Regions from separate parts of the Homo sapiens genome. Here regions 1, 2, 3 and 4 are each linked to region 5. Evidence: chromatin contacts called from ENCODE Hi-C or POLR2A ChIA-PET data. All regions are on one chromosome and are shown on one strand. The core of a region is the stretch at or near the end of the contact, and the rest is flanking DNA. Distances in the headings are between cores, read along the strand shown. Region 1 holds the start of HASPIN (histone H3 associated protein kinase). Region 2 overlaps CAMKK1 (calcium/calmodulin dependent protein kinase kinase 1). Region 3 holds the start of SCIMP (SLP adaptor and CSK interacting membrane protein). Region 4 overlaps ITGAE (integrin subunit alpha E). Region 5 has its middle 30 kb from the start of UBE2G1.

Region 1 (3,833 bases), core at 854-3,353, 670 kb before region 5:
CTTCGGGAGGCTGAGGTGGGTAGATCATCTGAGGTCAGGAGTTCAAGACCAGCCTGACCAACACGATGAAACCCCATCTCTACTAAAAATACAAAATTAGCCGGGCGTGGTGGCTCACGCCTGTAATCCCAGCACTTTGGGAGGCCAAGGAGGGCGGATCACCTGAGGTCAGGAGTTCAAGACCAGCCTCACCAACATGGAGAAACCCCATCTCTACTAAAAATACAAAATTAGCCGGGTATGGTGGCGCATACCTGTAATCCCAGCTACTTGGGAGGCTGAGGCAGGAGAATCGCTTGAACCCGGGAGGCGGAGGTTGCAGTGAGCCGAGATCGTGCCATTGCACAACAAGAGCGAAACTCCGTCTTGAAAGAAAGAAAAGAAAAGAAAAGAACACCTAGGTCGGGTGCGGTGGCTCACGCCTGTAATCCCAGCACTTTGGGAGGCTGAGGCGGGCGATCACCTGAGGTCAGGAGTTCGAGACCAGCCTGGCCAACATGGTGAAACCCCCTCTCTACTAAAAATACAAAAATTAGCTGGGCGTGGTCGCCGGCGCCTGTAATCCCAGCTACTCGGGAGGCTGAGGCAGGAGAATCACTTGAACCCGGGAGGCGGAGGTTGCAGTGAGTAGAGATCGTGCCACTGCACTCCAGCCCGGGTGACAGAGCAAGACTCCATCTAAAAAAAAAAAAAAAAAAAAGAAAAGAACACCTGAGCTAAATTTAAGAAGAAACCACCTACGTCAGGACCTAGAGGAAGAGCAGTGTCAAGCAAAGGAACAGCAAGTACAAAGTCTTGTGGCCAGAATAATGCTGTACTGGCGAGCTAGAAGAATAGGACAGAATAACCCGATTATAAAAGGGGCAGTGGGAGAGAAAGGCGAGTACTAGGAGATGAAGTTGAAGAATTAAGCAGAGACCAGATCAAGTACTGCCTTGCTCTGGCCATGAAAAAAGTATGGATTTTAGTCTAAGTGTGCTCAAGCATCAGTTTTGTTTGTTTGTTATTTTTAATAAGCAGGGGAATGGCACAATCTAATGTCTGCTCTTAGAAGACGGATAGCTGTTACGTGGGAATTATTTGTAAAGAATGTGGGAAAAGCAGAGGCAAGAAAGGCAGGCCGAAGGTTATTGCAACAGCCCTGGCAAGAAAGGGTAGCTTGAATTACAACGGCAGTGGAAATGGAGAGAAGTGAATGGGTTTAGGATATATTTTGGCCCTGAAATGGCAGGGCTTGCTGCTGGAATAGACGTGGGGATGTAGGAAAGAGGAGTCACAGGTAATCCCTCGAGTTCCTTGTACTGTAACTGGAGTATATCTCCCTCCTGAGGGTAGCTAAGGAACGGGTTGGGACAGAGGGTTGGTTTTTTGCACCAAAAGATCTATTTTGGACATGGACATGTTATGCAAAGATGCTATTATCTCTTCTAGGGGCGATGCCCGTGAGCAACTGGATAATCAAATCTGGAGCATTTCAGTCTCAAACACCTCCTCAGAGTGATCCCAGGAGATCTCTGCAGCCACGGTGACATTTTCTTTATCTGAAGCGATGACACAGCTCACTGAATGCCATTCTTCCACATGCTGGAAAAGCGAGGTCTAGTGAACACAATTCCTTTCCGTGCGGAAAGTCTGAAATCTTTTTAACACTTCGGACACAGAGCATCGTAAGGTCCCAGAATAGAGGGTGTGAGCAATTTCAGCGCTCACCTCGGCCCAAGCGAAGCTCCAGCGGGAGCAATTGAGACCCAGGGACGAAGCTAGGGAGGGCCTGGCAGCCCCCGGCACTGGCCGGCAGGGGTAACCCAGGAAAAACAGTCTCCTGGCCTCTCGTTACCCGCTTCAGGCCCTCCGCCCTCCCCTGGCCTCTCGGGACGGCCGCGCTTACCTGAACCGAACTGTACGCACAAGCGCGCTCCTGACTCCAGGTGCACACCGTGGAGGCCTGAAACGAGAGCCATGACCGCGACGCGCTGAACAAACCAAGCCGCCAGTTTTCCGTCCCGTCCCGGCCCCGGCCCTGGCGAGGTGCGCATGCGCAGGGCCGGGAGCTAGGACCCCGCGGCAGGCGGGCGCGTCCGCGTCGCACGGAAGTCTCGCGATGTTTGCGTTTGAACCTCTTGGCGGGTGCCGGCCATGGCGGCTTCGCTCCCGGGACCTGGGAGCCGGCTTTTCCGCACATATGGGGCTGCGGACGGCAGGAGACAGCGGCGGCCGGGCCGGGAAGCCGCGCAGTGGTTCCCGCCGCAGGACCGGAGGCGTTTCTTCAACAGCAGCGGCAGCAGCGACGCCAGCATCGGCGACCCCTCGCAGTCCGACGATCCTGACGATCCCGACGACCCCGACTTCCCCGGCAGCCCGGTGAGGCGGCGGCGGAGGCGTCCCGGCGGCCGAGTGCCCAAGGACCGGCCCAGCCTGACCGTGACCCCAAAGCGCTGGAAGCTGCGAGCTCGCCCAAGCCTAACCGTGACCCCAAGACGCCTGGGGCTGCGAGCTCGGCCCCCGCAGAAGTGCAGCACACCCTGCGGCCCGCTCCGACTTCCGCCCTTCCCCAGCCGCGACTCCGGCCGCCTCAGCCCGGACCTCAGCGTGTGCGGCCAGCCCAGGGACGGCGACGAGCTGGGCATCAGTGCCTCCCTGTTCAGCTCTCTGGCCTCGCCCTGCCCCGGGTCCCCAACGCCAAGGGACAGTGTCATCTCGATCGGCACCTCCGCCTGTCTGGTTGCAGCCTCAGCCGTCCCGAGCGGCCTCCACCTCCCAGAAGTCTCCCTGGACCGAGCATCTCTCCCCTGCTCCCAGGAGGAAGCGACAGGAGGAGCCAAGGACACCAGGATGGTCCACCAAACCCGCGCCAGCCTCAGGTCAGTTCTCTTTGGCCTTATGAACTCAGGAACCCCTGAGGATTCTGAGTTTCGGGCAGATGGGAAGAATATGAGAGAGTCCTGCTGTAAAAGGAAACTGGTGGTGGGAAATGGACCAGAGGGTCCAGGTCTGTCAAGCACAGGCAAGAGGAGGGCCACAGGCCAGGACTCTTGTCAAGAGAGAGGGCTTCAAGAGGCCGTCCGGAGAGAGCATCAGGAGGCCAGTGTTCCCAAGGGCCGCATTGTGCCAAGGGGAATAGACAGGCTGGAGAGAACTAGATCAAGCCGGAAGAGCAAACATCAGGAGGCAACGGAAACCTCTCTCCTCCATTCCCACCGCTTTAAAAAGGGCCAAAAGCTGGGAAAAGATTCGTTCCCCACCCAGGACCTGACTCCTTTACAGAATGTCTGCTTTTGGACCAAAACCAGGGCTTCCTTCAGTTTCCACAAGAAGAAAATTGTGACTGATGTGTCAGAGGTCTGCAGCATCTATACCACTGCCACTTCTCTCTCTGGATCCCTCCTATCAGAATGTTCAAACCGGCCTGTCATGAACAGAACAAGTGGTGCTCCGTCCTCTTGGCACTCCTCCTCTATGTATTTGCTAAGCCCCTTAAACACTCTAAGTATTTCAAACAAAAAGGCATCTGATGCTGAAAAGGTTTATGGGGAATGCAGTCAGAAGGGTCCTGTCCCCTTTAGCCATTGCCTTCCCACAGAAAAACTGCAACGCTGTGAGAAGATTGGGGAAGGGGTGTTTGGCGAAGTGTTTCAAACAATTGCTGATCACACACCCGTAGCCATAAAAATCATTGCTATTGAAGGACCAGATTTAGTCAATGGATCCCATCAGAAAACCTTTGAGGAAATCCTGCCAGAGATCATCATCTCCAAAGAGTTGAGCCTCTTATCCGGTGAAGTGTGCAACCGCACAGAAGGCTTTATCGGGCTGAACTCAGTGCACTGTGTCCA
Region 2 (3,619 bases), core at 513-3,012, 530 kb before region 5:
CCCAAAGTGCTGGGATTACAGGCGTGAGCCACCGCGCCCGGCCCCACGCCCGCTATTTCTTTAAATCAGTCACTCTCCTCACCAAGCCTCCTGGTCTCCCGACCACAAGACCTCCCTCTCCATGGGCCTCCAGCAGAATGGCGGCTCCAGTGGCCCAGGATCACAGCTGGCTGGCCAGGCAGGCCTCTGTCCCCCCAAGGAGCCAGGCACAGAGCAAGGCTCAGGTCCCCCAGGCCCTCCAGGACAAGGGAGCATCTACCCCGGCTCTCTTACCACCGTGGTCCAGCTGGGGATGAGCCTGACTGAGTTCTTAACCTCCTCCTCTGTCACCTCCACCACGCTGCAGTGCTCCTCCTCCGAAGGAAGGGGCTCCTCCCCGTTCTTGGTCACCCAAGGGTGCAACTGTCGGGGCCGGGAGGGCAGGGAGAGGGGGAGAGGTCAGGCCATTACCAGAATCACCTGGAGGGGTCCAAAGTCCACAGACTCAAACCCAACACACATGCATCCTGGTGTTGATCCCTCCAGAAAGGGAAAGTGACTCCTGTTTTCTGTGTCCCAGCCCAGCCCAAGACCCCCAGTTCCCCGACCTTGATGTCTGGCACCCCAATTCTCGTCTCGGGATTCTTGTCTAACATCTTCAGGATCAGGTCCTTGAGCTCCTCGCTGATTTCTGGCCTGGAGAGGGCGAAGGAAGGAGAGGAGGGTGGGACCGCTGATGAGGACCCCTTCCTGTCCACCTCTCTTCCCGAAACCTTCGTCCCTCGGATGGGAAGACTGAGTTCCGGACAGCAGGCAGGAATTTCACAACAAGGGCTTGGAGAGCCTTTCCTGAGCAGGAGGTCAAGTCTCCCTCCAGGACAGAGGCACAGACAGAGTTCCATGGGTGCTGGACACCCCAATGGGTGGCAAAGATGGTGAGGAGAGTCGCTTTATGGGACACCAGAGGCCTTCAGACCCACTCACCACCTCGTCCTTTTCTACACCCAGAGAAGATCCTCTCTCATTTGACAGAGGAGGAAACTGAGGCCCAGGGAGGTTAGCAGGCTGGCACAGTGCCAGCCAGAAGAGTGCAGGCAGAGATGGGAGACTCAGATGGGAGGGAGCAGCCCCCTCAGCGCCACATCAGCTCCAACTCTCTCTGCCCAAACCCCAGGGTTCTTTTTTTTTTTTGAGATGGAGTCTCGCTCTGTGGCCCAGGCTGGAGTGCAGTGGCGCAATCTCGGCTCACTGCAAGCTCCGCCTCCCAGGTTCATGCCATTCTCCTGCCTCAGCCTCCCGAGTAGCTGGGACTACAGGTGCCCGCCACCGTGCCCGGCTAATTTTTTGTATTTTTAGTAGAGACGGGGTTTCACCGTGTTAGCCAGGATGATCTCGATCTCCTGATCTCATGATCCGCCTGCCTTGGCCTCCCAAAGTGCTGGGATTACAGGCGTGAGCCACCACGCCCGGCCAAACCCCAGGTTTCTTTGCCACCAGTGGTCTTGGGGAGCCCATCCTTCCAAGACTAGGGAGCAGAAAGCCACTCTCAGGACTGTTGACTTCGGTTCCCCCTGTTGTCTTAGATGCTTCATCCCTTTTAAAATTCCTGGGCTGAGGGGAAAGACACCCCTCAGCAGGGGGTATAGCAGGAAGAGAGGCACCAGGGGTACAACTGTGGAGGCAGGGAGGGAAGGCAACCACAGGATGAGGAGGAAATGGACAGAAGCCAGCTGGCTGGTGCTCGGGAAAGGGAGTGAGGCGGCCCCAGACGAGCGGGTGGCAGAACCCGGAGACGTGTGAATGCTAGCGCCAGGGTGTGGCTTTGAGAAGCTTCAGACAAACTTCAGGCAAGAGATGCAGGCAGATTTGTTGTGCTTTATCAGGGCTGTCCCCGCCTGAATGTGTTGGCTGGACTGGAGGGAGGCCAGCAGCAGCGAGACCAGGGGGAAGGTGGCTAGATAAGTCTGGGGAGGGGCCTGAGGCCTGAATGAGGCAAGGGGTATAAGTGGCAACAAGGCCCAGAGACAGGGAAGAGGAGGGCTCAGCAGGGCTTGGGGACCACACAGGAAATAAGCAGAAGAGAGCAGGAGTCGCTGAGTACAAGTCCCGTTTCATTTTCTTTTTTTGTTTGTTGTTTTTTGTTTTTTTTTTTTTGTTTTTTTTTTTTTTTTTTTTTTTTTGAGACAGAGTCTCGCTCTGTCGCCCAGGCTGGAGTGCAGTAGCACGGTCTCAGCTCACTGAAACCTCTGCCTCCCGGGTTCACGCCGTTCTCCTGCCTCAGCCTCTCGAGTAGCTGGGACTACAGGCACCCGCCACCACGCCCGGCTAATTTTTTTTCTATTTTTAGTAGAGATGGGGTTTCACCGTGTTAGCCAGGATGGTCTCGATCTCCTGACCTCGTGATCCGCCCTCCTTGGCCTCCCAAAGTGCTGGAATTACAGGTGTGAGCCGCCGCACCCGGCCTTATTCAGTTTCTTTCTTCTGTTTTTTTTTTTTGAGACAGAGTCTTGCTCTGTCGCCCAGGCTCACTGCAACCTCTGCCTCCTGGGTTCAAGCAATTCTCGTGCTTCAGCCTCCCGAGTAGCTGGGACTACAGATGTGCGCCACCACGCCTGGCTAATTTTTGTATTTTTAGTAGAGATGGGGTTTCACCATGTTGGCCAGGCTGGTCTCTAACTCCTAACCTCAGGTGATCTGCCCACCTCAGCCTCCCAAAGTGCTGGGATTACAGGCGTGAGCCACCGCACCCGGCCTCCATTTCACTCCTGAAATCCACTGCTGAAAAGAGGAGCCTGGGAGCTCAGGCTGTGGCTGCCACGGTGGCCGTCATGAGGCGAACCATGCATGAGCAAGAGGCCTCCCCGACGTCCCTGCTACGCTCAGAGACCTCGGTCACAATGGGAAGAGTGGGGAGGAAGAGTGGCTTGAGTCCCAGCCCCCTGACCGCTCTCCTCCAGAGCATCCTCTTTTCCATCTGTGAAATGGGGAGCACGCACTGGCATCTTGAAGTTCCCTGACCCTGAGTGGGGGAAGGAGAAGTTCCCCTTGAGTCCAGGGGCTGGGTGGGGCTGGCGCCACTGACCCCAGGCAGGCCTGCGGTGAAGGAGTGGTGTGAATGATGCCTGTGGTCATCCCTGGCCAACCCTGGATCTCAGGGTTCCCATCCACACAGTGACGTTGCGGAGACCCTTGGCTCCAGAGTCCCTCCCGTCCATCTATTCAGGGGTCCCTCCCAGGGAACAGCACCGCCACCTTCATATCTGCAGGCTGGGGTGGGGTCCTCAGAGGGCAAAAGCTCTGCTAAAACTCAGACACCAGGAGCGGGTGGTAGCCCCCTTGTTCCCCTGGGTGGACAACTCACTCCTCAGGAAACACCACGGGCTCATTCTTGATCTTCCTGTGGAGGGCCAGGATGAAATCGTCGATGAATGGGCACTGTGGGGTGGAGAGGCAGACAAAGGATGTGGGTCCAGGGCCTCGACCTGTGCCAGGGGATCAACCCCCCTCCCTTGGTGGGGGCAGGGGTAGGGGGCAGGTCTGGGCTCCCATTACATGAGAAGGACCTCAACTCACACTGTAAATGTTCAACAAATGTTGACTGAATGAATGAGTTGCTGAGGGAACAATGAGGCTGGGTGCA
Region 3 (3,838 bases), core at 826-3,325, 840 kb after region 5:
ACTGCAACCTCTACTTCCTGGTTCAAGCTATTCTCCTGTGTCAGCCTCCTGAGTAGCTGGGATTACCGACACGCACCACCATACCCGGCTAATTTTTGTGTATTTTTAGTAGAGATGGGGTTTTGCCATGTTGGCCTGGCTGGTCTCAAACTCCTGACCTCAAGTGATCCACCTGCCTCGGCCTCCCAAAGTGCTGGGATTACAGGCGTGAGCCACTGAGCCTCGCTCCACTTGTCCTTCTCACTGATGTCAGCACCAGAAATGGCCATGTGGATAGTCACTGGCAACTTAAAACCCAAGTGTGCATGGGGAAGTGCACGGCAGGGTCATTAAAAGGAGTCCAGCCTCTCTTCTTCCCTTCTCTATACTTTCACTTCTGGAAAAGACCGGAAACCTTGCCTCATTCCTCTTTCTCCCATGGCCCCATCCCCACCCCGCTTCAGCCCATCAGCCTCCAAATGTAGTCCAAGTCCTCATCTCTGTACCTGGACCATTGCATTTTCGCTGGCCCCTAGCCCCCACTGGGCTCCCCACTGGCTGCCAAATACCAGTGTGACCCTGTCCCTTCCTTGCTTTAAGCCTCTCAGTAGTTTGTTTGTTTGTTTTTGAGATGGAGTCTTGCTCTGTCACCAGGCTGGAGTGCAGTGACATAATCTTGGCTCACTGCAACCTCCACCTCCCGGGCTCAAACGATTCTCCTGCCTCAGCTTCCCGAGTAGCTGGGGCTATAGGCGCCCACCACCATGCCCAGCTAATTTTTGTATTTGTAGTAGAGACAGGGTTTCACCATGTTGGCCAGGCTGGTCTTGATCTCTTGACCTTGTGATCTGCCCACCTTGGCCTCCCAAAGTGCTGGGATTAGAGGCGTGAGCCACCATGCCCCGCCTGCCTCTCAGTAGTTATTTACCACTGAAGCAGAGTGAAGCCTGTGCTCCACATTGCTTCATGGCCAAGACCTCAGGGACAAGTGGACACACCAGGCAGTGGGAGTGGATATGGCAAAGCCAAACCCAGATCTCTTCTCAAAATAATTTTCCAGAGGGCAAAAGCAGATGGCTACACCGAGAACTCACGCCAGCCCAACACACTTTGATCTCGAGGCCTCTGGAAGGGAAGGTGCCTAATGAACTACTGAAAGCCAGAGATGCAATGACAAAGGTACCAAGACTGGAGGTGATCCAGGTCTTTCATCCAAGAGCCCCAAGACGTAGCCTAAATTCATGCTACGGTAATCCCAGCACTTTGGGAGGCCGAGGCGGGCGGATCACCTGAGGTCAGGAGTTCGAGAGCAGCCTGGCCAACATGGTGAAACTCCGTCTCTACTAAAAATACAGAAATTAGCCAGGTGTGGTGGCGGGTGCCTGTAATCCCAGCTACTCAGGAGGCTGAGGCAGGAGAATCGCTTGAACCCGGGAGGCGGTGGTTGCAGTGAGCCGAGATCACGTCACTGCACTCCAGCCTGGGCGACAAGAGCGAAACTCCATCTCAAAATAAAATAAAAATAAATAAATTGACACAGTCAGTGCCTCGCTCCCACCCCCACCTCCAGCATAGCACCATGACAGTCTTCTCACATAACAAGTCCCAAAACACACCATCGGCATCCAGAAAGTGAGAGTAACTCGTTACAGTTGAGACCTCTCACTCCCGGTCATTATCTCATTTCAATCCAAGAGGTAGACTTCTTCATCGCCCCTGACATACACATGAGGAAAAGGCCCAGAGAGGTGAAGTGATGCCTCAGGTCACTCAGCCAGTTACCAGTAGAGCAGATCCTTCAATGCAAGTTTTTCTCCAACCCTACACAGCAGTCGTACCAGGGCCCCAGGCTGCAATCCCCTGGCCCAGTGCTGATCGGTGGCTCCCAGGGACACGCCCTGATGCCAGCGCTGGCAGATGTCTGCTGTGAAGAGAGCAGGAAACTGTCCCTTGGAAAGCTGAGATGCTTACCTGAACTGTGAAAGTATCCATATGTGAGCAGCTAAGGAGACAGCAGTGGCTGGAGTGCTGCAGCTCAGGCACAGCTGGTGAGAGGCATTCCTCACTCACAGGCCTTCACCCACTGCTAGAGACAGTGAGCCCCATCCTGACCACTTCCCCTTTCTAGTCAGCCCACGGGGCAGAGACCCTGGCGTCATCTCTAGGCAACCATCCCTTTTCCAGGGAAGCTCATGACCCACGGCTGTCCAGAAGCCAGAATCTTCTCACTGCCCCGTGTCGCTCCCGCAAGGCCTACCAGAGGACCCTCATGGTGTGGTAGGGGGTCCTGGCAGGGGCCAGGGGCCAGGGTGGAGACTTGGCAGTGGGGGTGGGTTTGGTGTCCCCACAGACGAGTTTGCCGTGAGCATTCCTGGATGTGGCAACCTCAGTCTCAAGAAGAGCGACAGGACGCCAGCTCCCATGCAGAGACAGATCCAGGTAAGAAACCAGCTCATGTGTGACAAACTCACCATCTCACCATGAAGGTGACTCTTGAAAGCTCCTGTGCACCTTGGAACTGCTGAGACATCTTCTGCTTGGAGGAGGCAAGGGACAGGCTTCCTGTTTCTAAAGGCGTGTGAGTGGCGACCTTGAGAAATGTGGCCAGTGGAGCATTTTGACTGAGTTGGGTCCCCTCGTGCAATACTGTGAGACAGAACTCCCAGCGAGGCCCACGGCCTCTGACCATGGGGGTTGGAGTGGGGAAACCAATTAGCCATTTTGTTGAATTGGCTGGTTCTGACTCAAATGAGCAGTCACATTAGTAAAAATAGGCAAACGGATGTGCATTGTATTTGCCCAGAGCGAATGAGTTGTTATCCATTTCAGTAATAATGATAACCAGATATGTCTGATAAATATCTGATAATGTCTGATATATGTCTGGTAAATTTAACAAACACCGGGCTCTGGCTGGGTGCGGTGGCTCACACCTGTAATCCCAGCACTTTGGGAGGCCAAGGCGGGTGGATCACCTGAAGTCAGTAGTTCGAGACCAGCCTGGCCAACATGGTGAAACCCCATCTCTACTAAAAATACAAAAATTAGCTGGGCATTTTGGTGTGAACCGGTAGTCCCAGCTACTCAGGAGGCTGAGGCGGGAGAATTGCTTGGACCCGCGAGGTGGAGGTTGCAGTGAGCCAAGATCACACCATTGCGCTCCAGCCTGGGCAACAGAGCAAGACTCTATCTCAAACAAACAAAACAAAACATCTGGCTCAGAAGATTCCTGATTTGCAGTGTTTACTAATTTCTTTTTTCTTTTTCTTTCTTTCTTTCTTTTTTTTTTTTTTTTTTGAGATGCAGTCTCACTCTGTCGCCAGGCTGGAGTGCAGTGGCTCAATCTCAGCACACTGCAACCTCCGACTCCCAGGTTCAAGCAATTCTCCTGCCTCAGCCTCCCAAGTAGCTGGGACTACAGGTGTGTGCCACCGCATCCGGCTAATCTTTGTATTTTTAGTAGAGACAGGGTTTCACCATGTTGGCCAGGCTGGTCTCGAACTCCTGACCTCAAGTGATCCACCTGCCTCGGCCTCCCAAAGTGCTGGGATTACAGAGTTGAGCCACTGCACCTGGCCAAGGCCTGAACTCTTTCTTCTTAGGCTCATCCAAAGTTTAGCTGCTAAAAAACCTTCCTAAAAGCCAATTTAAAATTTTCTTCTAGGCCGGGCACAGTGGCTCACGCCTGAAATCCCAGCACTTTGGGAGGCCAAGGCAGGCGGATCATGAGGTCAGGCGTTTGAGACCAGCCTGGCCAACATGGTGAAATCCCGTCTCTACTAAAAATACAAAAATTAGCCAGGCATGGTGGCAGGTGCCTGTAGTCCCAGCTACTTGGGAGGCTGAGGCAGAAGAATCG
Region 4 (3,332 bases), core at 645-3,144, 630 kb before region 5:
CCCGATTCCCGAGCCACAGCCACATTCTCACCCCCATTCCAGAACTCAGTGGCTCAACCAGGCAGGGGGCACAGGAAGAGCTGGCCCACCCCTCACCGGGTGTAGGAGTCAGTGTTGGCATCAAGGCCGAGGCCGACACCTGCAGGAGTGTGCTGGGTCACAGGGAATACCTAGGTCAGCCCTGGTATCAGGGTGGTCAGAGCTACAGTCAGCCCTGGGGTTGGCACCAGGGAGACGCTAGACTCAGCCTCGGGAACAGCATGGCAGTCAGAACTGGTCTCAACACCAGGGTCAACCACGAGGGCTAGCACCAGCCTCCCTAAGGCCCTCCCTCCTCTCGCTCCTGCACTCACCAAAACACCGTGGTGGCTCCGGACAACGGTCACTCCCCGGTGCCTCCCCTTGGGGATGGGGACATGCTCTGAAAAAGTTAAGCCCAGGTGAGGAGGAGGAGGGGACTCTGGGAGGCAGAGACCCGAAGCCAAGGTCAGAGGGCACAGAGCCACCTTGGTCAGGCCCCCATGAGGAACTGTTGGCCACTCAGAGAAGCCTCTAGAAAGCTAGAGCGGGGGCCTTCAAGGTCAGGACTGGACACGTTCAGGGCCGAGTGCCCATCCCCGGGGCTCATTTGCTGACCCTTTCAACACGTGCCCATTGACGTCTGCTCTGTGCCCAGCCTTGTGAGCGTGGTGATGGGCGTCCAGCAACAGCGGATGCCTGCTGCTTTTCCTCAGTGGGTTTGGTCGGGCAGGTGGGTGGAGAAGCACTGCCTGGTGGGTATGTAAGTGCCAAGGAATGTGCAAGATACCGTGGGACTGGCTGTGTGGACCAAGGAACCCCCCAGCCTCACAGACCCATCCTGGGGAATCTTACTGCCCCCAGCCTCAGGGGCAGAAATGGTAGCTCCTTCCTCGTCCTCCCCACTGTCAGCCTCAGGATACTGTCTTATTTTTCAGTCATGGAATCACTCAGTCAACCCTGCTGGACTGAGATTGAGTCTGTTCAACTCAGTGCCTCTCAGACAAGGATTTTTTTTTTTTTTTTTTTTTTTTTTGAGACAGAGTCTTGCTCTGTCGCCCAGGCTGGAGTGCAGTGGCGCAATCTCGGCTCACTGCAAGCTCCGCCTCCCAGGTTCACGCCATTCTCCTGCCTCAGCCTCCTGAGTAGCTGGGACTACGTGTGCCCGTCACCACACCTGGCTAATTTCTTTTTGTATTTTTAGTAGAGACGGGATTTCACCGTGTTAGCTAGGATGGTCTCGATCTCCTGACCCATGATCGGCCCACCTCAGCCTCCCAAAGTGTTGGGATTACAGGCATGAGCCACCGTGCCTGGCAGGATTTTTTTTTTTTAAACAGTCTTGCTCTGTTGCCCAGGCTGGAGTCCAGTGGTGCAATGTCAGCTCACTGTAACCTCCACCTCCTGGGTTCAAGCGATTCTTCTGCCTCAGCCTCCCAAATAGCTGGGATTGTAGGCATGCACCACCACGCCTGGCTGATTTTTGTATTTTTGGTAGAGATGGGGTTTCATCATATTGGCCAGGCTGGTCTCGAACTCTGGACCTCAAATGATCTACCCGCCTTGGCCTCCCAGTGTGCTAAGATTACAGGCGTGAGCCACGGCGCCCAGCCTCAGACAAGACAAGGATTCTATTTATTTATATATATATAGCCAAGAGGTTGTCAGTAAATCTGTGACCTGAGTTTGACTGGGTAGGATGGATAGAGTTTAATGAGTGAATCAGGTTCATTCATTCATTCATTCATTCATTCATTCAAATGGCATTTATTGAGTACCTAATATATGTCAGGCCCCATGCTAGTTACTAGGGTGGCCACAGTTAGACTGAATATGTAGGGGGTGAATTGCACTGAGGTGTGATGACTTGCATCAGGAAGGGCTAGAGTTTCGAATCAGCCACCAACACTAAAAGTGTGAACTTTGTCATACTGGCAACCAAAAGACCTACATTCTCTGAACTGTAGCTTCCTCTCTTATAAATGGCGCGGTTTTGAGGATGAAAACAGAATGACTCAGAGGACTGCCGGGCACAGGGTGGGCACGCAATACGCTGTAGGTATCATTTCTGTTGCTAGGACTGTGTCAGGAAAGGTGGCTGGGGATTAGGATTGGGTTGGGGTGGGACTGGGCATTGGGATGGAATCTTGCTGTGGGTTATGCTGGAGTCTAGGGGTGAACGGGCTGGATGAGGCAGGGCTGGGGTTGGAATGGTTTGAGTTTAGATGAGGGGGATTTTGCTAGAAAGGGGGTCCTGGGGAGCATTCCCTGGAGTTGGGGCTGACTTACCTACAGGATGGCAAAGGATTTCATCCTGGACAAGGGAACATCGATGGAGGGGCCCTGGTGTCCTCTTGGTTCTGGGGCTGGTGACCAGGAGCCTGAGTGGGAGGGGAGGTTGCAAAGCTGAGCTGGCTGATGTTCCTCGTCTTCTCCCTGCCTGCCCAGCACCCTTCCCATTCCAGTTGCCTGCACTCACAAGCTCCCTGTCTGGCCGGCAGATTCCTAGCCCAGACTCTGGATTATGGGGAAGACATTTGCCCAACCTCTGCTTCTACACAGCACCAGGCAGGAAATGGTTAAATGCAACCCCTCTCTGCCTGCTGCCCACCCTGACAAAGAAGGGGTGATACTGATGGTTAATAAAAACTCTGCTCTCTTATGGGGACAGGGATGGGGAGGCCAGAAAACCACCAGCGTTGGGGTTGGTTCTGTTGGGGGCAGTGCTGGCTTCCTCGTGGGCCACCCAGGGGGCCTGCCCTGCCTGGCCTTAGTTCCTGAGAAGAGTACGCTGGTGCCCCTATCCTGTGGGTCAGTCAGAACTGGAGGTTTGGAGGCCGGGCGCGGCGGCTCACGCCTGTAATCCCAGCACTTTGGGAGGCTGAGGCAGGTGGATCATCTGGGGTCAGGACTTTGAGACCAGCCTGATCAATATGGTGAAACCCCGTGTCTACTAAAAATACAAAAATTAGCCGGGCATGGTGGCGTGTGCCTGTAGTCCCAGCTACTCAGGAGGCTGAGGCAGGAGAATTGCTTGAACCTGGGAGGCAGAGGTTGCAGTGAGCGGAGATCACGCCACTGCACTCCAGCCTGGGGGACAGAGTGTGACTTCGTCTCATAAATAAATAAATAAATAAAAGAACTGGAGGTTTGGGGGTGGCTGCCTCAGCCTGATTAAGGCAGCCTCAAGAGCTGCGCCTCCTGACTGCAAACTTCTTGCCCCCACCCAGGCCCAGTCCAGGGAGACGGCAGATTCCAGGGACAGCCTCAACATTCTCACCATCCACGTTACCCAGGAGAACTGGGCTGTCCTG
Region 5 (3,485 bases), core at 51-2,550:
TTCCTTCCTTCCTTCCTTCCTTCCTTCCTTCCTGCCTTCCTTCCTTCCTTCCTTTTTTCTTTCTTTCTCTCTCTCTGTCTCTCTCTCTCTCTCTTTCTCTTTCTTTCTTTCTTTCTTTCTTTGAGACAGAGTCTCACACTGACACCCAGGCTGGAGTGCAGTAGCGCAATCTCAGCTCACTGTAACCTCCGCCTCTCAGGTTCAAAGGATTCTCCTGCCTCAGCCTCCCTGGCCCATGTTTATTCCAGTGGCTCTTGCCCTCTCTCTCCCACAGTTGCCAATCCCAAATGAAGATATCTCTCAGGGGCAGCAAGAACCCCCATTCTAAGCACTTTAACCTCTTTTCTTAGGATAGCCAGATAAAATACAGTAACACTCAGTTACCAGCCTGGACAACACGGCGAAACCCCATCTGTACCAAAAATTTTTAAAAAAGCAACAAGTAGCTGGGAATGGTGGCTTGCACCTGTAGTCCTACCTACTTGGGAGGCTGAGGTGGGAGGATCACCTGACCCCAGGAGGTCGAGGCTGCAGTGAACCATGATTACACCACTGCACTCTAGCCTGGGTGACAGGGTAAAACCCTGTCTCAAAAAGAAAAAAAGAAAGAAAGAGAAAAAGGACACTTAGTTAAATTTAATTTCAGATAAGGAATTATTATTATTATTATTGTTATTAGAAACAGAGTCTCGCTCTGTTGCCCAGGCTGGAGTGCAGTGGCACGATTGAGGCTCACTGCAACCTCTGCCTCCCGGGTTCAAGCAATTCTCGTTCCTCAGCCTCCCAAGTAGGTGGCAGTACAGATGTGCAGCACCACACCGGTCAATTTTGGTATTTTTAGTAGAGATAGGATTTTGCCATGTTTGCCAGGCTGGTCTCGAACTCCTGGCCTCAGGTGATCTGCCCGCCTTGGGCTCCCAAAGTGCTGGGATTACAGGCGTGAGCCATCACGCCCGACTAATTTTTCAGTATAAGTATATTCCAAATACTGCATGGGATATAATTATACAACAAAATTTAGCTGCTTATTTGAAATTCAAATTTAACCGTGTGCATGTATTTTTATTTGCGAAATCTGGCAGCCTTGCCCGTTCTTCCGTAGCAGTTCCAGACAGCCACGGCCACCTGGTCCTGGTCCTCGGGAGTACCGACACAACTGCCACCCTAAAGGGCACCAGGAACTCTACCTCCATCAGCTCGCAGATGGTCACCGTGGCAGCTGTCTCTAAGGAGGGTGTTCACTCCTCTTCCACAGATGACAAAACTGAGACTCCAAGAAGCCAAGTGACTTGTGTAAGGACAAACGGTAACCAAGGCGCAGGGGAAGCAGCCAGCCTTTGCCAGTCTGACTCCAAAGTTCAAGTTCTATGTACACCCCAGGTAGCTTGGCAAACCACCCACTTCTCGAACAGGAAGGCCTCAACCCTGCCGTTCACAAAGGAGGAAAAAGACAGTGTGTGCAGGCCCCCAGGCACAGGACAGACAAGATTCGGTGCTAGAATATTCAAAGTGATTTTGAAACCCAGCGCCTCTTAGTAATAACAATACCAGTTTCGGTCATTTGCATAACTTTCTACCGTTAACAAAAGGTATCCCCAGCAGTTAATTACAATGACAAAGAAGGCACAAGGAGGCCGGGGCGGTGGTTCACGCCTGTAATCCCAGCACTTTGGGAGGCCGAGGCAAGTGGATCACCTGAGGTTAGGAGCTCAGCCTGGCCAACATGGTGAAACCCCATCTCTACTAAAAGTACAAAAAATTAGCCGGGTGTGGTGGCACATGCCTGTAATCTCAGCTACTCGGGAGCTGAGGCAGGAGAATCGCTGCAATCCGGGAGGCGGAGGTTGCAGTGAGCTGAGATCGCGCCACTGCACTCCAGCCTGGGCAACAAGAGCGAGACTCCGTCTCAAAAAACAAAACAAAACAAACAAACAAAAAAAGAAGGCAGATGGGAGAGAGAATGGTCTGTAGGATCCCTCTGCAGACCCTGGGACGTTTCCTGTGCTCCCACTGGACATGGCTGGGGTGGGTGGGTGGGTGCTGGGCAGATCCTTCTGGGCCAACTTCCAGGAGCTTCTAGATGAGGGTCCTGAAGTCACAGGCTCTGAGCGTGGGTCTGGGCAGCGCACAGAGGGCTTGGGTCCCAGTGGCCAGTTCCAGCTCTGCCTGCAGGACCCCAGTGTTGGCGAACATGCCATCGGTTACAGTTCCTGACACCACCTGCTGGACTGGATTCCAGGCGGTGTAAACCAGTCTCTGCTCTCAGGGAGGGTCTGAAAGACGACGGATCCTTTGAGGGAGGGAACTGGGAGCCCAGGCCCTCAAGATGGGTTAGGAGTAAACTGGAGGGGAGGGGCTTGGGACACCTGCCGGGGGAGTCCAGGGTGGGGTAAGACGCTGGAGAAAATATGATCAAAATGAGACTTATGTAAATCAAATCTCGTTTGGTTGCAGATCTTTTACTGCTGTTTTGATCTGCCATTGGCAGAGACTGCTGACTACTTGGGCTTTTGAGTTTTTCTTCCCCTTTTTACGTGCCATGTGGGGCAGGGGGCGGGAGGAGGTGGGGTGCCCTTTAGGCCACCAGGTTTTGTTTTTGTTTTTTGAGACAGAGTCTCGCTCTGTTGCCCAGGCTGGAGTGCAATGGCGTGATCTTGGCTCACTGCAACCTCCACTTCCCGGGTTCAAGCGATTCTCTTGCCTCAGCCTCCTGAGTAGCTGGGACTACAGGTGCGTGCCACCATGCCCGGCTAATTTTTTTTGTGTGTGTGTGTTTTTAGTAGAGATGGGGTTTCACCGTGTTAGCCAGGATGGTCTCGAACTCCTGATCTTGTGATCCGCCCGCCTCGGCCTCCCAAAGTGCTGGGATTACAGGCGTGAGCCACCGTGCCCAGCCATTTTTCTTTTCTTTTCTTCCTTTTTCTTTTTCTTTCTTTTTTTTTTTTTTTTTGAGACAGGGTTTCACTCTGTCTCCCAGGCTGGAGTGCAGTGGCACGATCTCACCTCACTGCAACCTCCACCTCCCGGGTTCAAGCGATTCTCCTGCCTCAGCCTCTTGAGTAGCTGGGATTACAGACACCTGCCACCACACCCAGCTAATTTTTTATTTTTAGTAGAGACGGGGTTTCACCATATTGGTCAGGATGGTCTCGAACTTCTGACCTCAGGTCATCTGCCACCTCGGCCTCCCAAGGTGTGCTTACAGGCATGAGCCACCACACCCGGCCTTAGGCCATCAGGGTTTAAGGAGTGCCAGGAAACTGTTAAAGGAACCTTGGGGGATCTTTCAGAAATATTTAAAAAAAAGATGAGGCTGTGGATATGCCTCCCCACCCCTACCCTCTAGTTTCTTCATTGAAAATTTTAGTTTTTTTTCCTTGCCCAATTTTCTCTTGTGAGTGGCTCTCTCTAAAATTGTAGTTCTGGATGGGCAGGTGGCTCACGCCTGTAATCCCAGCACTTTGGGAGGCTGAGGCGGGTGGATC

What was found. A loop is a pair of places that touch in the nucleus more often than their neighbours do. ChIA-PET counts read pairs that join two places held with the same protein, here RNA polymerase II (POLR2A). Pooled maps may share reads with other maps.
Region 1: a pooled map shows a loop between it and region 5 (4-fold over the local background). The contact joins the promoter of HASPIN here to the enhancer-like site in region 5. A Hi-C loop is called at or near these places in 4 of 37 single-sample maps with no recorded cell type and 4 of 50 pooled maps. POLR2A ChIA-PET finds 5 or more read pairs at or near these places in 1 of 52 experiments (PC-9).
Region 2: a map of left colon shows a loop between it and region 5 (4-fold over the local background). The contact joins two enhancer-like sites. A Hi-C loop is called at or near these places in 1 of 168 maps with a recorded cell type or tissue (left colon). POLR2A ChIA-PET finds 5 or more read pairs at or near these places in 2 of 52 experiments (H1 and WTC11).
Region 3: a pooled map shows a loop between it and region 5 (4-fold over the local background). The contact joins the promoter of SCIMP here to the enhancer-like site in region 5. A Hi-C loop is called at or near these places in 4 of 37 single-sample maps with no recorded cell type and 2 of 50 pooled maps.
Region 4: a pooled map shows a loop between it and region 5 (6-fold over the local background). The contact joins two enhancer-like sites. A Hi-C loop is called at or near these places in 1 of 168 maps with a recorded cell type or tissue (posterior vena cava) and 2 of 50 pooled maps. POLR2A ChIA-PET finds 5 or more read pairs at or near these places in 2 of 52 experiments (OCI-LY7 and PC-9).

The regions. Positions count from the first base shown.
Region 1 is chr17:3,721,800-3,725,632 of GRCh38, forward strand. It overlaps HASPIN (histone H3 associated protein kinase), which reads left to right and starts at 2,104. Exons shown (of 1, transcript NM_031965.2): 1 at 2,104-3,833. The coding sequence starts at 2,137. ITGAE (integrin subunit alpha E) reads right to left here. Exons shown (of 31, transcript NM_002208.5): 27 at 1,889-1,945; 28 at 1,489-1,584. It also overlaps a transcript of P2RX5 not described here. RefSeq lists a silencer at 2,005-2,164 and an enhancer at 2,034-2,789.
Region 2 is chr17:3,869,214-3,872,832 of GRCh38, forward strand. CAMKK1 (calcium/calmodulin dependent protein kinase kinase 1) reads right to left here. Exons shown (of 16, transcript NM_032294.3): 12 at 3,341-3,414; 13 at 588-675; 14 at 274-402. Among named protein-coding and RNA genes, the nearest start is that of CAMKK1, 22 kb to the right of the region's middle. Within about 2 kb of position 1,763, at least 4 of the 41 ENCODE cell types and tissues checked have a DNase peak (open chromatin) inside an H3K27ac peak, as active enhancers do.
Region 3 is chr17:5,232,785-5,236,622 of GRCh38, forward strand. SCIMP (SLP adaptor and CSK interacting membrane protein) reads right to left here and starts at 2,076. Exons shown (of 5, transcript NM_207103.3): 1 at 1,951-2,076. The coding sequence starts at 1,971. It overlaps ZNF594-DT (ZNF594 divergent transcript), which reads left to right. Exons shown (of 6, transcript NR_152840.1): 6 at 2,330-3,219. RefSeq lists an enhancer at 2,318-2,517.
Region 4 is chr17:3,761,562-3,764,893 of GRCh38, forward strand. It overlaps ITGAE (integrin subunit alpha E), which reads right to left. Exons shown (of 31, transcript NM_002208.5): 3 at 2,308-2,399; 4 at 354-421. Among named protein-coding and RNA genes, the nearest start is that of ITGAE, 38 kb to the right of the region's middle. RefSeq lists an enhancer at 2,118-2,217. Within about 2 kb of position 1,895, at least 4 of the 41 ENCODE cell types and tissues checked have a DNase peak (open chromatin) inside an H3K27ac peak, as active enhancers do.
Region 5 is chr17:4,394,816-4,398,300 of GRCh38, forward strand. No RefSeq gene overlaps it. Among named protein-coding and RNA genes, the nearest start is that of UBE2G1, 30 kb to the left of the region's middle. RefSeq lists enhancers at 879-1,649, 1,233-1,312, 1,650-2,419. Within about 2 kb of position 1,301, at least 6 of the 41 ENCODE cell types and tissues checked have a DNase peak (open chromatin) inside an H3K27ac peak, as active enhancers do.